2 separate regions of the Homo sapiens genome follow, and region 2 is linked to region 1. A link is an interaction called in ENCODE POLR2A ChIA-PET data of the cell type or tissue named here. Cell type or tissue: K562. All regions are shown on one strand. Links, peaks and the distances in the headings refer to the core of each region. The heading gives the core; the rest is flanking DNA.

Region 1 (5,384 bases), core at 300-5,299:
CATTCTTTTAGTGAACCTACCATATTTAATAGCATTAATCAAGCATGTATACAGTAGGGAGATGCTGACAGTCTGAAAAGAGAAGAGGAGCTATTAACAGTGTCCTCATCCTCTCATACAAAATCCAATGATGCTACTCTAGTAATTGCTATCAATTATAGAGTACTTAATCATTTATTCTTTTTACCACCACTCTCCTTCCCCCATTTACAGAGAAGGAAACAGATTTCAAGTCAGCAATGCCCACAACATAGTAAGTGCCTAACCGCTTCTCACTACCCTGTCTACTTCCTCTTCAGAAGCCAGGCATCCTTTTTACTCTTTACATCCACTTACTTCTTCCTTCCTTCCACTTTTCTTTAGGTATCTCTGCCATTCTTCCCTTTTCTGATAAGAAATGGGCACATCTGAAAACTTAATAGGTCAACTCTGACAAAAGCTGGGCTCTGGAGACATATGCCGGGGGTTGAATCCTGGTTCACCTCTGCCACTCAGAACTTGTGCGACCTTGTGCGAGTCACTTAACTTCTCTGTGCCTCAGTTTCCCATAAAGTGGAGATAATAGTACCTACCTCATGAAGTTGTAGAGACTAGGGCTTGGAACATTATAAATGCCCAGAAAGTAACCTCTGGGTAAAGGGAATGGGAAATGTCAGTGACCTTTGCTGTTTACTTTACTTATATCTGTACTAAGTTTTTTACAACCATGTATTTATTCTGTATTAAAAAGCAACTAAACATAAAACCAACGAACCATTAAAATTTTAAAAAGGTCGACTGTCATCACCCACCAATGTAAACAGTATACTGCAATACAATTAAAATGTTCCCATTTAGCTTGGGAGAGTTTCTATAATTTTATCCAAAATAATCCAAAAACGTTATACAAAATACACCAATATGCCAAAAGTGAAGTGAAGAAGAATTAAGAGTTAGCCACACTGCCTCTCAGCTCACAGAGTGAAATCACCTCTTAAAGACATTTCTTTCAACTTGCAAAATTCCACTTGAACCACTGCAAGGCGTCATCAGAAAGTATCACAGGACTCAAATGCAGGTTAAAAAATGTTTTTGCTGGCTGGGCGTGGTGGCTCATGCCTGTAATCCCAACACTCCTGGGAGGTCAAGGCGGGCGGATCATCTAAGGTCAGGAGTTCAAGACAGCCTGGCCAACACAGTGAAACCCCATCTCTACTAAAAATACAAAAATAAGCCAGGCATGGTGGCGTGTGCCTGTAATCCCAGCAACTTGGGAGGCTGAGGCAGGAGAATTGCTTGAACCTGGGAGGCAGAAGTTGCAGTGAGCTGAGAATGTGCCACTGCACCCCAGCCTCGGTGAAAAAGGAGACTCCATCTCAAAAAGAAAAAGAAAAAAAAAGTCACCGCTAGACTAAGCTTCATGATGACAGGATCATGTATATTCTGGTTACCACTATATCACTGTGTAAGAGCCTACATAACTGCGGAATGAGGAAAAAAACGGTCACAGGTTTGTCAGCAATATTGTACAGAGGTTTGTGTCACAATTGTGGGGGACTAAGATGAAAACCTGGACATAAAAGGGACCAACTTTCTGATCACAGAGTATTTTTTAAGAAAGCACAGTGTGTGGATATATTATAAATCACTTTACAATCCTTCGTGTTGAACATTTGTGCTCAATTTTCCCTACTATAAATAATGCCATATCTTTACTTAAAATGTCTTCTGTATTTAGGACTGTGTTTTCAGAATCCATTGCTAAGTGAAAGAATACAAACATCTGAGTGTGTTATTAGTTAAGAGTTCTTTATTTAAAATGTCAACTTCTCTTTTAAATGAGTAGTTCATTTTAACTGCCACAAAATTATTTTCTGATTTATTTGACTGTTACTTTTTGTAACCTCTCGATTACGGAAATTCTGGCTATTTGCATTTATCTTGTTCTTGAGGATATCTTCTATTTTTTTTACCCTAAGTGAGGAAAAAATAAATACCCCAGCAGAAACACTAACGAAGGACAGACAAGCTCTAAAAGACACAAATAGCCAACACTAAAAAAAACTGTTCAAGGCCAGGTGCAGTGGCTAGTGCCTACAATCCCAGTATTTTGGGAGGCAGAAGTGGGAGGACCACCTGAGCCCAGGAGTCCAAGAGTCACCTGGGCAACATAGGGAGACCCTGTCTCTACAAAAAATAAATAATTATCTGGGCATGGTGGTGCATGCCTGTGGTCCGAGCTACTTGAGAGGCTGATGCAGGAGGATCACTTGAGCCCAGGAGGTCCAGGTTGCAGTGAGCCATTATCATGCCACTATGCTCCAGCTTGGGCCACAGAGACCCAGTTAAAAAAAAAAAAAGTTTGGCTGGGCACGGTGGCTCACGTCTATAATCCCAACCACTTTGGGAGGCTGAGGCGGGCAGATCACCTGAGGTCAGGAGTTTGAGACCAGCCTGGCCAACCTGGCGAAACCCCATCTCTACTAAAAATACAAAAAAATGTGCCGGGCATGGTGGTGTGCACCTGTAGTCCCAGCTACTCGGGAGGATGAGGCAGGAGAATGCTTGAACCCGCGAGGCGGAGGGTTGCAGTGAGCCAAGATTGCGCCACCGCACTCCAGCCTGGGCACCAGAGCAAGATTATGTCTCAAAAAAAAAAAAAAAAAAAAAAAGGTTCAACTGTAAGCAGTAAAAGTGCATATTAAAAATGAGGTATCATTCTACTCTTGTTGGAGGAGGGACAGCTCCTTCAAGAGAGATGGCTAGGATGGACACAGATGTAGGTGAGTTTGTTAAGTGAGAATGAGAAGTTCAGGAAATGAATACCTGAGACCTTTAATTGCCTCTACCAGTAAGAGGCAATAAGATATACTGGGATAAATAGGGCAGAGAGTTGTTGGGCTAGGCAGAAAAGGCAAGTCCCTTGACTTTTCCAGAAAGGCTGAGAATGTAAAGAAACATGCCACCCCAAGAACAGAACGCCAGAAGCATACTGAGAAGATGAGTCACTGGGGAATAAGCACAGAGGAGAATGGGAATTACTGCATAAAGCAGAGACCACTGGAGGGCCCCACTTAGGGCTGTACCCAAGGATAGCAGGTCTAAATGTTCCATCAGCCAACTTCAAGGTTGTTGAAAGTTCTTAACAGGACCTTGATGAAAGGTATTCTGAGCTCGGATATTGTTTCAATGGCAGAAAAGTGGCATTTGAGGTGCAGAAAAAGTGTATTTACATGTGCAACACACATACACAGGTGCACTCACACTCAGTGATAACTGAGTAGTTAGAATTTAGGGCTTATATACCTAACTTAGAAGAGGAAAGGACAGCAGGAGAAAAACCTTTTGGGAAGAACAGATTTCTTTAGGGAACACAAATGGTATTTTCAGAACAAATGAGAGATCAAGTTTACAATGTCTGTCTACATAGGTATGAGTGGTCTTTCTTTTCTTAGGGCCAAAAGACTACCCCTCCAACCCCTACCAGAGGTTTACTCTTGGCCTCTCTCCTGGGAACAGACTCACTCCAAAGGGAGAATTTATGTCAGCCCTCGTTTGTGACATGTATTTGCTTTTAGCCAGATAAACTCCAAGTAGGCTTCTCTCTGCATCTGTTGAATCTCAAATCTCTTCAGTTTAAAACAATCTTTATATCAACTCTGGGGTTCTCAGTGGATCTCCACAGAGGTAACTAAGCCTCATCTCTTTTCATTCCTTCCTGGGTATAGAGATCTAGACTGCCTTGCAAAGGAGATAACAGCTTTGGAAGAGTGTAGTTGAGACAGTGAGTGGAGCTGGGGTCAAGATGATCCCACAGCTTCCCAATCTAGATTCAGAATAAACCAGAGGTCCTAATCAAAGGAGAAAAGGCCCTAGTTTCTTCTTATATCTCAAATCCTCCCAGAGCTGCTATCTAATGAAGAAAGTTAGGCAGGCACTTGTTCATTTGTGCTTAAATCTGAGGGATCTATTTGATCCAAGAGTTAACTGGCCTTCTGCTTGAAGATGGACAGTTTAACTTTTGGGGCCAAATTCACTCCTCTTCTTCCCTCATGCTCCAATTAAACTTGCCTTTTCTCAAACACAAATTTAAGGTAAACACTTAAAAATGAAAAATCCATACTACCTCCTACTTAACTCATATTTGTTTTCTACAGTTACCAGCAAACAGTAGTTTCCTACTACTTTTTCATTGAAAAATTTGAACTATATTGCAGCCAAATACCTTTTCAGATCTGACTGGAGGATATAACAATGATTTATAACACTACCTCTATGAAAAACAAAACACATTTTAAGTTCTAAATGGCAAAATGCCTATGAGGTCCTTCTTTAAGTTATGATGAGTCTAGGTCATGGGAATATCCCTGGGGATTGGAGCTGGGGGCCACAGGAGATGGAAACATTTTTTTTCCTTTCATTCTCTTCAATTTGCTCATTTGCCACTCCCCTAGCTATTATGAAAAAAGATCAACTTTACCTAACTGGTGGGGCGATGCTCTCCAATTATACCAGCTGTCTCTGCCATAAAAGGAGGAAAGGGTATGGAGGAATTAAAGATCTTTCTGAGTTGTCAATTCTTTTAATTAGAACAATACTGGTTATTATGGTAAGTGAAATAATCCCAAAATATAGAAAGTAATTCCTGCCATCCTTGCAATTTCCATTCTTCTGAGTTAACCAGTATTCAAATCTTCTACCCATTATTTTAAAATAATGTTTCTAAATTAATAGAACTTTTTATTATTTTATTTTTATTTTTGAGATGGAGTCTCGCTCTTTTGCCTATGCTGGAGTGAAGTGGTGTTATCTTGGCTCACTGCAAACTCTGTCCCCGGGGTTCAAGCAATTCTCCTGCCTCAGCCTCCAGAATAACTGGGATGACAGGTGCCTGCCACCACACCTGGCTAATTTTTGTATTTTTAGTAGAGACGGGGTTTCGCCATGTTGCCCGGTCTGGTCTTGAATCCCTGACCTCAGGTGACCCACCCTCCTCTGCCACCCAAAGTGCTAGGATTATAGGCACGAGCCACTGTGCCCAGCCTGGAACGGATCTCTATTAGTGGTTCTCCAATGTGTTTAGGTAGCACGACTGCTGGCATTAAGGAAGGAAACACCAATATTCTACTGGTGGGTATTTAAAGACGGGAACCATTCTGAAAAGCAATCTGGCAGATGGAAAAAAAAATCACATTATAAGATGCTCATTTCAGCAGTATTTAAAACAGCCAAAATCCCTGTGAACAACCTGAGAGGGATGTTTAAATTATGATCTATGCAGACATTAATAATGAGTCTATAAAATAAGGACACACACAAAGATGTTGACTGTATTTTTTTTCTAAAAAAAAAAGCAACAAGCTAGCTAGCATTTGGATTATTTGCATGAACCAAGTTTAGAAAAA
Region 2 (5,384 bases), core at 270-5,269, 56 kb after region 1:
AATTAGAGGTTGGTAAAAATAAAGATATAATTTTTCCTATTAAGAACCCTTATCCCAAGAACAAGAGGCACCATGGTTCAAGGGGCATGCTCTATTCTTTAGAGGTCCCAGTGTGGATTTGTATCACTTCACAGGCTCTAGGAAGCTCTGCATCAAAGACTCATCAATTTTTCTCAACCTTAGACAGCAGCAGAAACTTTTTTGATCAAACCCTTAATTTTCCAAAGAACTTGAAAAAACACCGTTCTAAGGAAAAAATACCAAAGAAAAGCTATATGCAATGAATATGCTTATTATAATTTGATATACAAGGCAAAGATAACTAGCAACAATCTAAATGCTCAATCCAAGAGGAATGATTGGGTAAATGAGAGTACATCAACTAGACTATGTATCACATTGTCATTAAAATTATCATTATGAAGACTACGTCATGGAAAATAGTTCTAATATAACGCTAGCTTAATAAAAAGATTAAAATTGTGGTATGCTATTCTTACAACTTTGTGTAATATAAAGACTGGATAGAAGTGAGGAATAAAATGAAAACAAGTTATCATGTTAAAGACAGCAAAATATGGCTACTTTTTTCATTATTTGTACAATATATAAAATTACTTTGAAGAAATTAATAGGTTGGTAGCACACTTATGTACAAATACTATGTAGGAGTAGGTCTCTGACCTTTTCATTCAAAAACATTTGCTGAATGTCTGCTTCCAGGCTTTCTCTGGAGATACAAGGATAAATGAGATGCAGTCCTTGTCCTCAAAAAGCTAGGAGAAAAACCTAGAACAGAGACTCTGCCACTTGGCTACAGGACTTTTGCTGATAGACACCACAGTTCATCACTTTTTCTAATCACTTTCATTTTATTACAGAAGTCATTGGAACCTGGAGTTTGAGAAACAGAGAACTACTTAGAAAAAGAAAAGCTGAAGTGCATGAAAAGGAAACATCACAATGGCTATTTGGGTATGGTAGCATCACAAGGGAAAGGGAACTAATATATTTATTGAGGATGTTATGCATAAAGTAGTGCTGTGCACTTTACACACTGTATTTTATCTTTCCAACAATCCTGTAAATCAGACATGGTTATCCCTATTTTACAGAAAAACAGAGACTAAGCCTCCAGTGAGTTACACCTCTTGCCTAAAGTCACACACACAGCTGGTAAAATGGTGGGAACAGAATTTTTTCCCTGGTCTCTTTTAATTAAAGCACTGAGCAACCGAATTATATTGTAGAGAAGCCTGGCGTTTAGCTCCTAGGTAATATAAACATAGAAGCATCCTGTTGGGAGTGGGAAACATCATTGAAGAAGCCTCCAAGATTGTTCGCCAAGCTTTCTATTAGCTAAATCTTTACTGAATGAGTGTGATTAACTCTCCATGGAATAAGCCAAAACATTCGCTGTAAATGAGTGACAAAGAGTTTAGATAACCTGTATGTTCACCTGTATGTAAATGCAGGAAGGGGGTACAATAACATGACTGTAAATTAGGCGACATCTAATTGCATCCATTTCAAATATGATTGTGGAAACTGGGGACTTGCTTGCTTGGAAGGGGAGCCCAAAGAGCCAAAAGTGCAGCATCCATCTAAGCCAAAGTGTCTCCACCTTGGCACTGCTGACACTGGGGGCAGGAGAACTTCCTGTTGTGTGGGGGGCTGGCTTGTGCACTGCAGATGTTTTGTAGCATTTTCTGGCCTCTAGATGCCAACAGCACCTTCCACCCCAGCTGTGACAACAAAATGTCTCCAAACATTGTCAAAAGTCTTCTGGGGTGGGGTTGGGGGAAGACAGGCAAAATCATCCCCAGTTGAGAACCACTAATTTAAGCAAAGCACTCTTCCTAAGAAAGGGCATTTTCCAATCCCCAAACCCCGCTGTGGACTGAGCACTGTCTGTTCTGCTACAACAGATGTTTCTATAACACCAAGTTCACATACGATTGATAAATAGGAGAATGATGTCAGTATAATGTGGGGGTTGTGTTGGTTCATGATTTTTTCCTAGTCAGAAGAAAGCAGAATAGTGGGAAGAGAATTAAAGCTTTCAGCTGGAAAGAAAAAGCCTTCAGCTTGGCTGTTGTATAAGCAGGATTCTTTTCAGCCAGCATCCAGGGTTCCCTCCTCAGAGAGGCACAACACCAGCCTTGCGCAGCTCTCCATCAAGTGGCAGCTTGCACTTCCCTCCTGTGCCCAACTTAACGGCAACCCCGCTGGCTCAGAGCTCAGGTCTCAGCAGCTTCAAGCCTGCAATTACACTATATTTGCATTTACTATCCCCTGAGGCAGCCTCCAGCCACAGTAAACTGCTTGTCTAGACCATCCAAGTTCTCTCTCCTGGTACCAATTATTGTTTTAGTTAGTGTTAAAATGTTGCAAGGGTTTTGAATCATTTGTCCCAAGCCTATTTGCCCCACCTCCATAACCACTGTAACTTTATAGAGGATGATTTTGCAGAAAGTGAGGTTTTTTTAGGAACACGTGTATCATTTTACAGTAGAAATATTTGTATTAGGGTCCTGTGGCAGGTCTATTGAAGATTATCCAATTAGCTCCCAAATTCCATACCACTAAGCAATCTTCCAATCATTACTTGGCTTCCCAAGTACTTATCTACAGAGACGGTGCATTTGTTTGGGAGCCCAGAACCCAGGTATTCTCCTCCCCTCCCCTCCCCCCTCCCCTCCCCTCCCCCTCCTCTCCCCCATCCCCTCCTCTCTCCTCCCCTCTCCTCTCCTTTTCTTTTTTCTCTTTCTCTCATTCATTCATTCATTCACTCGTTTTGAGACAGAGTCTCACTCTGCTGCCCAGGCTGGAGTGCAGTGGCACAATCTCGGCTCACTGCAACCTCTGCCTCCCAGGTTCAAGTGACTCTCCTGCCTCAGCTCCCAAGTAGCTGGGAATACAGGCACTGGCCACCACGCCCAGCTAGTTTTTGTATTTTTTAGTAGAGACGGGGTTTCGCCATGATGGCCAGGCTGGTCTGGAACTCCTGGCTTCAAGTGATTCGCCCACCTTGGCCTCCCAAAGTGCTGGGATTACAGGCGTGAGCCACTGTGCCCAGCCAGTCCAGGTATTTTCTACTATGTGACTTTGTATGTCTGTTCATTTAAAAATTGGTCTTTAGGTTTATATGTCAGTCTCCTTAAATCTGCTTGATGAGCTCTGCCCCTGATAAATGGAGGTAGTCTCAGTGTGCTAACAGAATCAGGTTTCTGGGCTTGCTGGGCTGAGGGTATTCACTCAAATGGATAACACCTTAGTGAGCCTCTTGGCAGCTGGCTGGACTTGCTCTGGTGATACATCTCTATAATGCTAAGGCCTGTGCCCTCTTTTCTCACTACAACACACCATACAGTGAAACTTTATTAGTTTCAGAGAGAGGCAGCAGAGTGCATGGTTATGAGCCTGGCTGTTAAAGCCAGAATGACTAGATTCGTAGCCTGGCTCCCCTACTTGGTAGCCAGAGCCCTTGGAAATATTATGGAAAATAAATAATTCTCATTATAAACGAATAGATTGGCACTCTGGTTTATATACTAGTCTCTTTGCATTTAGTCTGTGTGTATTACTTCACTACCCCTGAGTAAACTCATACTCAGGGTTTCTAGACCTGCAATCCAGGCACGGCTCCTTATCTGTGCAGCCTGCAGGTGGATAATGTATATGGCTTGATTATCAAATACAAGTGTTGGGCAAGTTACTCAACATCTCTGTGTTTCAGTTTTGTCATTTGCAAAATGAAAATAATAACTACCTACTTCATAGACTGATGTGAAGATTATATGAGATAACAAAATAACTAAATTATTTAAACGGTGCCTGACATATACAAGCACTATAAGTGTTTCCTGTATTCATATGAGTCCTAATTTATATTTGAATAATTCATTCATGTAAGTTATTATATATAATTCTTATAACCACCACATGAAATTGGGCCGATATTATTTACCTCATTTCACTTACAAGGAAACCAAGGCATGTAGAGGTTAAGTGACTTGCCCACAACCATGAGAGAGTACAGACTAAAGTTTAGGCCACATAGGTATTTTTTGCATTTTTTGAAAAACTACCTGGGAAGACATGGACTATTACATTACTCAGATCTCCTCATACAGAGATTTAAATAACAACTTCTTTAGGATTTAATATCTAGGAAAAAATATGTGTTTCCTAAGGAACTTGGATTACTATTAATATCTTTTTCAAAAAATTTATCAGAATTTTATGATTTATCTTGTCACCTTGGTTACTTGTAGTAATAGTTCAAAATGCTGAGGTGCCATAACCATCATCTTTAGATTTCCTTTTTTTTTTTTTTTTTGAGACAGAGTCTCATTCTGTCACCCAGGCTGGAGTGCAGTGGCACAATCTCAGCTCACTGCAACCTCCATCTCCTGGGTTCAAGCGATTCTCTTGCCTCAGCCTCCCAAGTAGCTGGGATTACAGACGCGCACCACCATGCCTGGCTAATTTTTGTATTTTTAGTAGAGACGGGGTTTCACTATGTTGGCCAGGCTGGTCTTGAACTCCTGATCTCGTGATCCACCAGCCTCGGCCTCCCAGAGTGCTGGGATTACAGGCGTGAGCCAACGCACCCGGCCTAGATTTCCTTTTTTAAATATAATTTTCAATATTATTTTAGACTGCTCTGTTACATCTATACCTTTTTTTCTTTTTTTCTATAGCCTCATATTAGAAGTGAACATATATACTTTTTTGGTATTGACTTCAAACTGTGTTTGGTGAGGTAATCTTTTAAAAACACTTTTTTACAACGGAAATTTCAAACATACACAAAAAATGGAACAGGGTATACTTTTTTTAAATATGCAAGGAACGATGGGCACTATAAAGATGTAAAAAACACTGGTTTTTATCTCCAAAGACTGTCTAAAATGTTTACTAAAAGAAATACAGTTTCTTCAGAAATAACTACAGTATGAGGCAGCCTACATTCCTTGCCTTTAGCATGGTACACCCAATAAGTCCTATAGGAGTGCTAAGCTGGGAGAGCATTTTAGTCCTGTAGTCTCTTAGAGAAGGCTCCATGGAGCGGGTAGCATGAAACAGAATTTCAGTAGATTTAGAAAAATGATGAAATGCTTATTTATAGTACTTCCCCCAGCCCCCAGCCCCCAGCCCATCTGTATTAGCCATCTGTATTTGGTTGTATTTGCAGTGCCTAACAATTTGTCACTGGCTGCAATTACCATGCATATCCTTTCATCTTCTAGATCTTTAATTTATTAATTAGGAATAGGTATAATATGGCCACTCATGCCTATCTACCTGACTTCTTAACTTCAAGAAGTGCTTTTGCAGCTTTTGACCCCTTACAGTATACCTCATTTGATATATACTGT

Evidence for each region. Peaks named below come from ENCODE experiments on the same cell type or tissue, not always from the same donor. Only the 100,000 strongest peaks of a DNase experiment are listed, where the experiment ranks them.
Region 2: POLR2A ChIA-PET joins it to region 1 with 5 read pairs; 26 of 35 experiments call an interaction of 5 or more read pairs at or near these places.

Annotation. Positions count from the first base shown.
Region 1 is chr9:97,988,082-97,993,465 of GRCh38, reverse strand. The region is part of intron 1 of ANP32B (acidic nuclear phosphoprotein 32 family member B); the gene reads right to left. LOC124902225 (a long non-coding RNA gene) reads right to left here. Exons shown (of 2, transcript XR_007061685.1): 2 at 1,772-4,500. Among named protein-coding and RNA genes, the nearest start is that of ANP32B, 7.4 kb to the right of the region's middle. In K562, for the core only: no CTCF peak of the experiment used is centred there; DNase peaks (open chromatin) are centred at 3,025 and 3,746; H3K4me3 peaks cover 549 bases.
Region 2 is chr9:97,931,762-97,937,145 of GRCh38, reverse strand. HEMGN (hemogen) reads left to right here. Exons shown (of 4, transcript NM_197978.3): 2 at 882-975. Among named protein-coding and RNA genes, the nearest start is that of HEMGN, 3.7 kb to the left of the region's middle. In K562, for the core only: no CTCF peak of the experiment used is centred there; no DNase peak of the experiment used is centred there; H3K4me3 peaks cover 4,040 bases.